3 separate regions of the Mus musculus genome follow, and all the other regions are linked to region 1. A link is a loop called in an ENCODE intact Hi-C map of the cell type or tissue named here. Cell type or tissue: left cerebral cortex. All regions are shown on one strand.

Evidence for each region. Hi-C counts contacts between places; a loop is a spot of excess contacts. Peaks named below come from ENCODE experiments on the same cell type or tissue, not always from the same donor. Only the 100,000 strongest peaks of a DNase experiment are listed, where the experiment ranks them.
Region 2: it touches region 1 in a loop (2.7-fold over the local background); 13 of 42 quality-filtered maps call a loop at or near these places.
Region 3: it touches region 1 in a loop (1.9-fold over the local background); 12 of 42 quality-filtered maps call a loop at or near these places.

What each region holds. Positions count from the first base shown.
Region 1 is chr13:48,260,866-48,263,365 of GRCm38, forward strand. It overlaps Id4 (inhibitor of DNA binding 4), which reads left to right and starts at 251. Exons shown (of 3, transcript NM_031166.3): 1 at 251-1,073; 2 at 1,420-1,482; 3 at 2,087-2,500. The coding sequence starts at 633. The coding sequence ends at 1,464. It overlaps A330033J07Rik (RIKEN cDNA A330033J07 gene), which reads right to left and starts at 1,758. Exons shown (of 3, transcript NR_102303.1): 1 at 1,055-1,758. In left cerebral cortex, a CTCF peak has its summit at 1,194; DNase peaks (open chromatin) are centred at 12, 929, 1,241, 1,654 and 1 more place; H3K4me3 peaks cover 2,500 bases; H3K27ac peaks cover 1,911 bases.
Region 2 is chr13:48,463,425-48,465,924 of GRCm38, forward strand. It overlaps Gm40941 (a long non-coding RNA gene), which reads right to left. Exons shown (of 2, transcript XR_873371.1): 2 at 2,386-2,500. Among named protein-coding and RNA genes, the nearest start is that of Gm40941, 13 kb to the right of the region's middle. In left cerebral cortex, a CTCF peak has its summit at 987 (motif pointing left); a DNase peak (open chromatin) is centred at 978.
Region 3 is chr13:47,841,387-47,843,886 of GRCm38, forward strand. It overlaps Gm35991 (a long non-coding RNA gene), which reads left to right and starts at 2,429. Exons shown (of 3, transcript XR_382321.2): 1 at 2,429-2,500. In left cerebral cortex, no CTCF peak of the experiment used is centred here; DNase peaks (open chromatin) are centred at 1,204 and 2,269.

The DNA of each region.
Region 1 (2,500 bases):
TGCCCTTCCCATTGGCCCGAGCGTCATTCCCCGAGGTGGCACTGTCCTCCTGATTGGCTGGTCACTCCCGACCCCCCGCCCATCCCCGCCCTCGGGTTGCCCGGCGCCCCGCCCTCGCCACCTCCCTCCGCGCCGCCGCCCGCGCGCCGAGCTCGCCCGCGTCCGGTTCTTGTGGCGACCCGGCCCGCGCGCTGGCCCCGCCCCCAAGGCGCGCGGCTCTACAAATACTGCTGTGCCGGAGCCGAGCGACGCTGTTGAGCTGGGAGGCGCGGTTGGAAGTCGTTACTTTGAGGGGGGGCAGTCACCGGGCGATCCACCTTAGTCGAAGCTCAGAAGGGAACGGCTCAGGGACCAGGGTGGGCTACTTTTTTTATTTTCCGGGGCTTTTGATTTTTCTTGTCTTTTGCTTCGGGCCGATTGTCGCTCACAAAAAAAGAAAAAAAACAAAAAAACAAAAACCTGAGATACCCTTTCCAAAACCCCGAGCAGCTCTCCGGTCGATTTCTGGAGCTCGGAGCCGCCGGGTGCTGCGAGCGCCGGACGCGCAGGAGAGGGGAGCAAAGCAAATTGCGGGCGGGGACCCGGAGCTCGCTCTACCGCTTGTCGCGGTCCTCTCGCGCAGGAAGCGCGCGATGAAGGCGGTGAGCCCGGTGCGCCCCTCGGGCCGCAAGGCGCCGTCGGGCTGCGGCGGCGGGGAGCTGGCGCTACGCTGCCTGGCGGAGCACGGCCACAGCCTGGGTGGCTCGGCAGCCGCCGCCGCCGCTGCGGCGGCCGCGCGCTGCAAGGCGGCCGAGGCGGCGGCCGATGAGCCGGCGCTGTGCCTGCAGTGCGATATGAACGACTGCTACAGTCGCCTGCGGAGGCTCGTGCCTACCATCCCGCCCAACAAGAAAGTCAGCAAAGTGGAGATCCTGCAGCACGTTATCGACTACATCCTGGACCTGCAGCTGGCGCTGGAGACTCACCCTGCTTTGCTGAGACAGCCGCCACCGCCCGCGCCACCTCTCCACCCGGCCGGGGCTTGTCCGGTCGCGCCGCCGCGGACCCCACTCACCGCGCTCAACACTGACCCGGTGAGAAGCCTTGGCGGGGCACCCTGGGCATCGCGGGAAAGGTGGCGGGGCGGCGAGATACGGGTGGTCTTGCTCCTCTCAGGGAATGACAGCCGCTTCTCCCGTCTCCACCGAGAGCCGCCTGCTGGGCTTGGTGATCCACTGGTCCCTGAGCCGAGGGCGGTTGGGACTTGGAGCCCTGCGTCTCCGGAGTGTCCCTTGCATCACAGGAGGCTTCCCCAGCTTCGGGCTCGGGTGGGGACTCTGCTCGCCTGCCTAGTTTTCCAGGACGTCTCCTGGGTGGTGGCGACACTGTGATATGCGCACTCTAACCGTTTTTCCCCTTGGTGTTGGGTTGCTGTTCCAGGCCGGCGCCGTGAACAAGCAGGGTGACAGCATTCTCTGCCGCTGAGCTGCGATGGATGGCCAGGTGAGCGCTCAGGTCCCCGAATGGTTAGTGGGCTACCATGCTCGCACCTCCCCAGGGGCTGCCGGTGCCAGGCACTGCTGCGATCTTTGTCCCCTAGCATTTCGAAGCGTAAAAGCCCCGGGGACACCCATACCTCTCTGCCACCCAGTTAGCGAGACAGTCCACTTAGCTTTCCAACTCGGGGGGGGGGGATCACTCTCTGCGGAGCCTCATCAGCTGTGGTCCCCGCCGCCCTCGTTCCTCTGCCTGTGACCGACAGGCTCTGCTGGTCTCCTCTACCTCTGAGAGGACACCCTCGTGACCGTAGAAACTATCCCAGTGTCCCAAGATCTCCCAATCCTCCTCCCTCCCCTTCATGCCCAGCTGAGCGGCCTGACATCCACAAAGAGGGATGTGGGCAGAGCGCCCCGAACGTTGTCCATTGGCCTTCCCCAGCCCGCATTTGCCTCCTGGGCACTTGGCTGAGCTTCGGGCTGCGGGTGTTGCCTGACCCGGCGGTTTGTTTTGGGTTGTTGATCATGCATGTCTTGAGTTTGGTCGGTGGCGCCAGTTAGTCTGCAGCGAGAAGGTTCACACACCCCCTCTATTCATTCCTCTTCCACAGGTGTGCGGCCGCCTGAGCACCAGCGAGCCAGGAGCCCTAGGAAGGGAGGGCCAGAGCAGAAATTAAGAGAAACAAGCCACCGGAGGAAAGGGGGGGAAATCTTCAGCAAATCTAGAAACGTCGTCTCGTCTTGTCATTCCAAGAGAGAGAGAGAGAGAGAGAGAGAAGGGGAAAAATAAAACTTAAATTCACTTTTACTTTTTTTGCACGTTCACGAGCATTCACCGTACGTATTCTCTTTCGTTTCTTCTTTTATGACCGCTGTGAATTGTACGTTTCTGTGGTTATTTTTATCACCCTTTTGAAGGTGCAGTTAAACTTCGAAGCTTAAGTGTTGTCGACCAGACTGCTAAGTAGAAGAGCAATCGTGAATCCAACCTTAGAGGCTACATTGTGACAAGGGAACTGTTTTTG
Region 2 (2,500 bases), 200 kb after region 1:
AACACTGAGGAACAAGACACCTGGGGCTAAGGAGATGGCAGAGTCGGTGAAAGGCCTGCAACAAAGCACTAGGAACCTGGGTTCAGATCTCCATCCCCTTTGTAAAAAAGCCAGGCTGGGCAGATCTTCCTGGGCTTGCTGGCCGGCTTGTGTTGCTGAACCCGCAAGCTCCAGGTTCACTGTGAGACCGTCCCACGTTGTATAAGCTGGGGCTGGTTGTAGTGATATTCGCCAGTAACCAGTAAGGATTCACAGAAAGAGACAGGAGGATCCACCTGAGCTTTGCATTTAAGGCCAGGCATGGTGGTACACAACTTTTATCCAGCGCTCTGAGTTCGAGGTCAGCATGGTCTACAGAGTAGAGTGAGTTCCAGGACAGCCAGTGCTGCACAGAGAAACCCTGTCTCAAAGAATGAGTGAGTACTCTCAAAAAGTGAATGAATGGAATGATAAGATGGGTGAATGAGGAAGACACACAGAGACACACAGAAATACACACACACAGAAGCACACACACACAGAAACACACACACACAGAAACACACACGCACGTGCGCATTTGGAGCAAGAAAGCCATCAAATACAGAAATACGATCATTGCAAAGCAGCATGTTCCTGTGTTCGTGGTGAGCATCAACTGCTCAGGCTATAACTTCACCCAGCCCCCTTCTCCAAGAAGAATTAGATAATCTGGGGGATAGGATGATTTAAGGAGACTGACAGGTTAAAATTGTGTCTTCATAATAAACATGTTCACTTCATTTGTCCACTCTCATGTCCGACTGAAAACTTTTAACAATTTGGTGGGGGGAGGGCATAACTGTGTATTAATTGTTTGAATACTAGGGTAGTGCCATGGCTGTGGGGACCCACGCTTTCTAATGCTGTACCTTTGAAAGGAGAACAAAACACAATGTCCTCAGATAAATTGTGGTTTTCCTCTAGCGTCTCTGGAAAATTCTTAAGGAAACAGTGCCATCTCCTGGCCAGGAGTGGGATGAACAGCCACCAGGATCTTGTTTCCCAGCTTGTGTGTAGCCTCACTTATGTGGGCAATAAAAGGGCTTTGCCTCTTCTCTTTCCTACCACTCTATCCCACACGACATTGATATTCTTTTTAAATGAATTGAGTCACTATAACAAAAAAGACACAATTCTTATGCAAAATTGATCCGAAAGCCCATTTCAACAATAAAATTCTCCAAGGGAAGAAAGCCACTGTGAACAGGTTTACTCAGCTTTTTAAAAATCTCACACACTTTGTAATTTTTACAGGACCTGATTTAAAAAAAAAAAAAAAAAAAAAACTTGGCAGAAGCCAACTTGTTTCTTTCCCTTTATAGTTTCACTGCTGCTGCTGCTGTCAATCTCAGTGTATAAATAAGTTCAAGTTGGCCTAGTAATCTTGCATTTTTTCAGTGTATTTTAATATTATAAAAAGCCACCCGCACTTTACAATTTTTTAGTGTTTTGAGAAGGGTTTTGCTGTGAAGGCCAAGGTTGCCTTGAAGTGATGATTCTTCTGTCTCTGCCTCCCGACTGGTGACAACCACCGTACCTGGTTTAAAATGTAAGACTTAACAAGGAGATGCCTGAAGAGGCAGGAGGGATACAGCCCAGTGTTGGGGAAGCCCTGAAAGAGAGAGAGGGAGAGAGGGGGAGGTCTACGTTCTTCCTGATTGTAAAATGCTGGTGTCCTGCTGCCTCTGCAGTGAGCCCCACTTCCTATTGGTCAGTTACCCCCATAATTTTTCTCTAAGTAAATCAGGCAAGTAAACCAGACATTAATAGAACAAATAGAGCAAAGAGAGAGCCAGAAGCGATGGTGTCAGTTCACACCCTGCCCTCACGACAAAATGCCGCGTCTCTTTAAGTCTTGTGTTTGTGAGTTCAGGGTGAAAAAACTCTGCAAGCCTGCAAAAAAATACTGCACTGTTGGATGGGAACGCGACGGAAAACCTGCATGGCTTGCTCTGCTCAGCCCTGTCTCCCTGTGAGAGTCTCTGCACTGGTCCAGGGCCCCTCTTCCTGTAGGCTCACAGGGTTTCAGGTACAGTTTCTCTGAGAATCATTTTCACTGTGAGGATGGGATTAGCTGTGATTGACAGTCCTGTTCACTGTTCGTCTACACTCACTCTGGGGAGAAACTTTACAGAGAATCCCTATCTTGCAACAAATCCCCAAAGCTGTTCATAGATCTATCGTTTGTTCCCCAGTACTTGGGATGAGCTGTCCTGGTCTCCCAGTCTAAACTGGTCAGCCACTAACATCTGTGCTTAGAATATTGCCAGGCGGTTTCCTCCCCTTGTATCCAAGCGTGCTGGGCTGTGGGAGGGCGCAAGTCAGGGATGTCTTTGCAAATGAGGTAAACACAGGAGAAGGAAGGAAGCTCAATTTCTTTAATCAACTGGCACTTTTTTTTTTTAGTCCTCCCCCAGGCAGTTGCTTAGACAGCTACAAGTACCTACTTCAATGCCAGTGTGTCACATTTTGTGTCACC
Region 3 (2,500 bases), 420 kb before region 1:
TCATCTCATTTTCTTCTCAGAGATCTATTTCAAAAAGACAATAGGACTTAGCCCTTTCTCATGAGGAGGATGAGGGTAAGGCTGTGGCGGTAGCTTTAGACAAAGATCTTTGTGCTATTGATAAAGTACCCAAAGGAAAATAAGTTTTATGGGTGTTGTTTTTTAATCATATTTTTCCTTTAAATTAAAATGTGAAAATACAATTCCTACAGCCATTCACAGTAAGCCTTTGGTTGCTCTGCACTGCCTATTATCTAAGAACAGGATAAAAACAAGCGCAAACCTTGAGAATCATCCAGAATGTTTTTAAACTACTACACTGCCTAACAGTATAGGCTCCAACATAGGATCATCTGTTATGTAAGATAATAAACATTTCTTGCTATTTGTATGTTTTTTTGGTTAAGTTTTCATCACTTGCGTGTCCCATGCATTCAATAATGTTGTAACACACCGATTAAGTAAAAAAAGAGATGAACCGAGCAGATTTTGACAGATTGCTCTATGCAGCTCCTGTGTTTATATTTTTAAAATAGAAAGTCCATAATTTATATTTATAAAATAGAAAATCCATAATATATACATATAGTATATCCCTAATGCAACTCCTTTGTCCCAAAGGAAATTTGTTCATAGTTACATCAAGGTGCTGAGTGATAGCAAAATTGAACAGATATTGGAGTAAGTGTAAGGAGCAATGTCACAAAAGATAGACCATGCCACATGGGTCTAGATTTATATTCATAAAGGACAGAGTTCATCTTCTCTGACCACTGGACTAGAACTGAAAAGCATCTTAAAGTTCAGAGTCTGGATGGTCCTAAGCCGAAAGTAGAGAATAATATACATTGAAAGAATGTTTTCTAGGGCATCTTTTAACACAGAGATATGTCCTCTGGGTTATGCAGAAGTGAAGGATGCATCCAAAGAACTGAGGGCCGAGGACACAAAAGCTAGCTCAGCACTTTCATTGTTTCATTAGCTGTTTGTCTCGGCCATGACAAAAAAAAATGCCCAAGCAAATCAAAAATAAGGGCAAAATGTTTATTTTGGTATAAGGTTTCAAGGACTCCATTCTTTGGTTCCCCTGGTTACTGTAGCGTCTCTCTGCTTTTCCTGAGCTGTGCTGAGTTCGAATAGTTTGGCAGAAGTGTGTGGGAAAGCAGAGGTGCTCCGTTCATGGTAGCTAGGAGACAGAACCTGGGGGTGGTGTAGTGGAAAAGGGTAAGGGAGGAGAATCATCAAGAAAACACACACCCCCGCCCCCCGTGATTTAAATCATCCAATCAGACGTTACTTCCTAGACCCTCCCATCCCCGAATAATGCCAGCCAAGTATGACTCCATACCTCCCTTGATCCATCAATGTATCCATTGAGTTCCAGCCCCTCCTGATTCAATCACTTCCCTAAAACGTCACCTCTGGATACTCTCAGAGGGGGCCAAGTCTTTAACACGTGTTTTCTGGGGCCATTAAATCTCCAAACTACAGCATAAATCCACAGAAATCATGCTTTATTAACCCTGCGGTAAGCTACATTTCAAAGACGATACACAAGGATTCATGGTTGTGTTGGAGGTAAATCTACATCTCGGTACCAGTGGAGGGAGAAGAAACCCAAGAGTAAATTAGAGAGTGGGTGTTCTCGAGAGAGAAGTTCATGGATCGTACAGCTCATCCAAGAAACAAAAGAGCAATGATCTATCGGCAAAACGTTGAAAAGCCACCATGTGCCTGGCAGTCTGATAGGTGTTGGGAACATGCAGGCTCTCTCAGAGTTTCCACTCCTTTTACCCTGTTCAACCACCCCTCCGTACCACACACGTAGCTGGCTGATATTAAATTCCGAGGTAAAAATATTAAAAATGAAAATAATGCTTTGGCTTCAAATATTTGTGTTGGCTGCCTCCCAAGTTTTAGAGTCCGATGCAATGTTTTGTTTTGTTTTGTTTTGTTTTTTTTAAGGAAAAAATGTATTGTTCTGGAGGCGATCTCTATGGCAGTTGCTGATGGTGAACTGAGGTTCTGTTGGGTGAGACCAGAGTTGTGTGTCTGAGTGGCACTCCTCTGATTTACAAAGTGACAATCAGGTGTCTTCCCCACACCTGGAGAGACTCAGCAAACAGAACCTGCAGGTATCAATCAAGTCTGGCTGCTGGCTGGCTCCAGAGAGTCTAGCCAGGACTTTGCTTAGCTATTCTCAGCCCAGGAGGGGCTCGCCTACCTCCCTGGAGCTTGGGCATGACTGTGGGTGGGTGGCTGAGGGTATGGCGATTGCCTCTCCATCTATTTTATCCTCTAAATAGTAGTCAGACACTTAAAATAACACCAAGACATGTTCCAGCTTGCCTTGCCAGTCAAAAGGGAAGGGGGTGGGGGGGGAGGAATTCGTTTTTGAAACCCAGCATTTCAGAACCCCAAGGGCTTTCTGATCTGTTAGCCTTAGCGGTTTAGAGGATTAAAAAGGCAAGAATATTAGGAAGCAGAAAGAAAAGCAAGC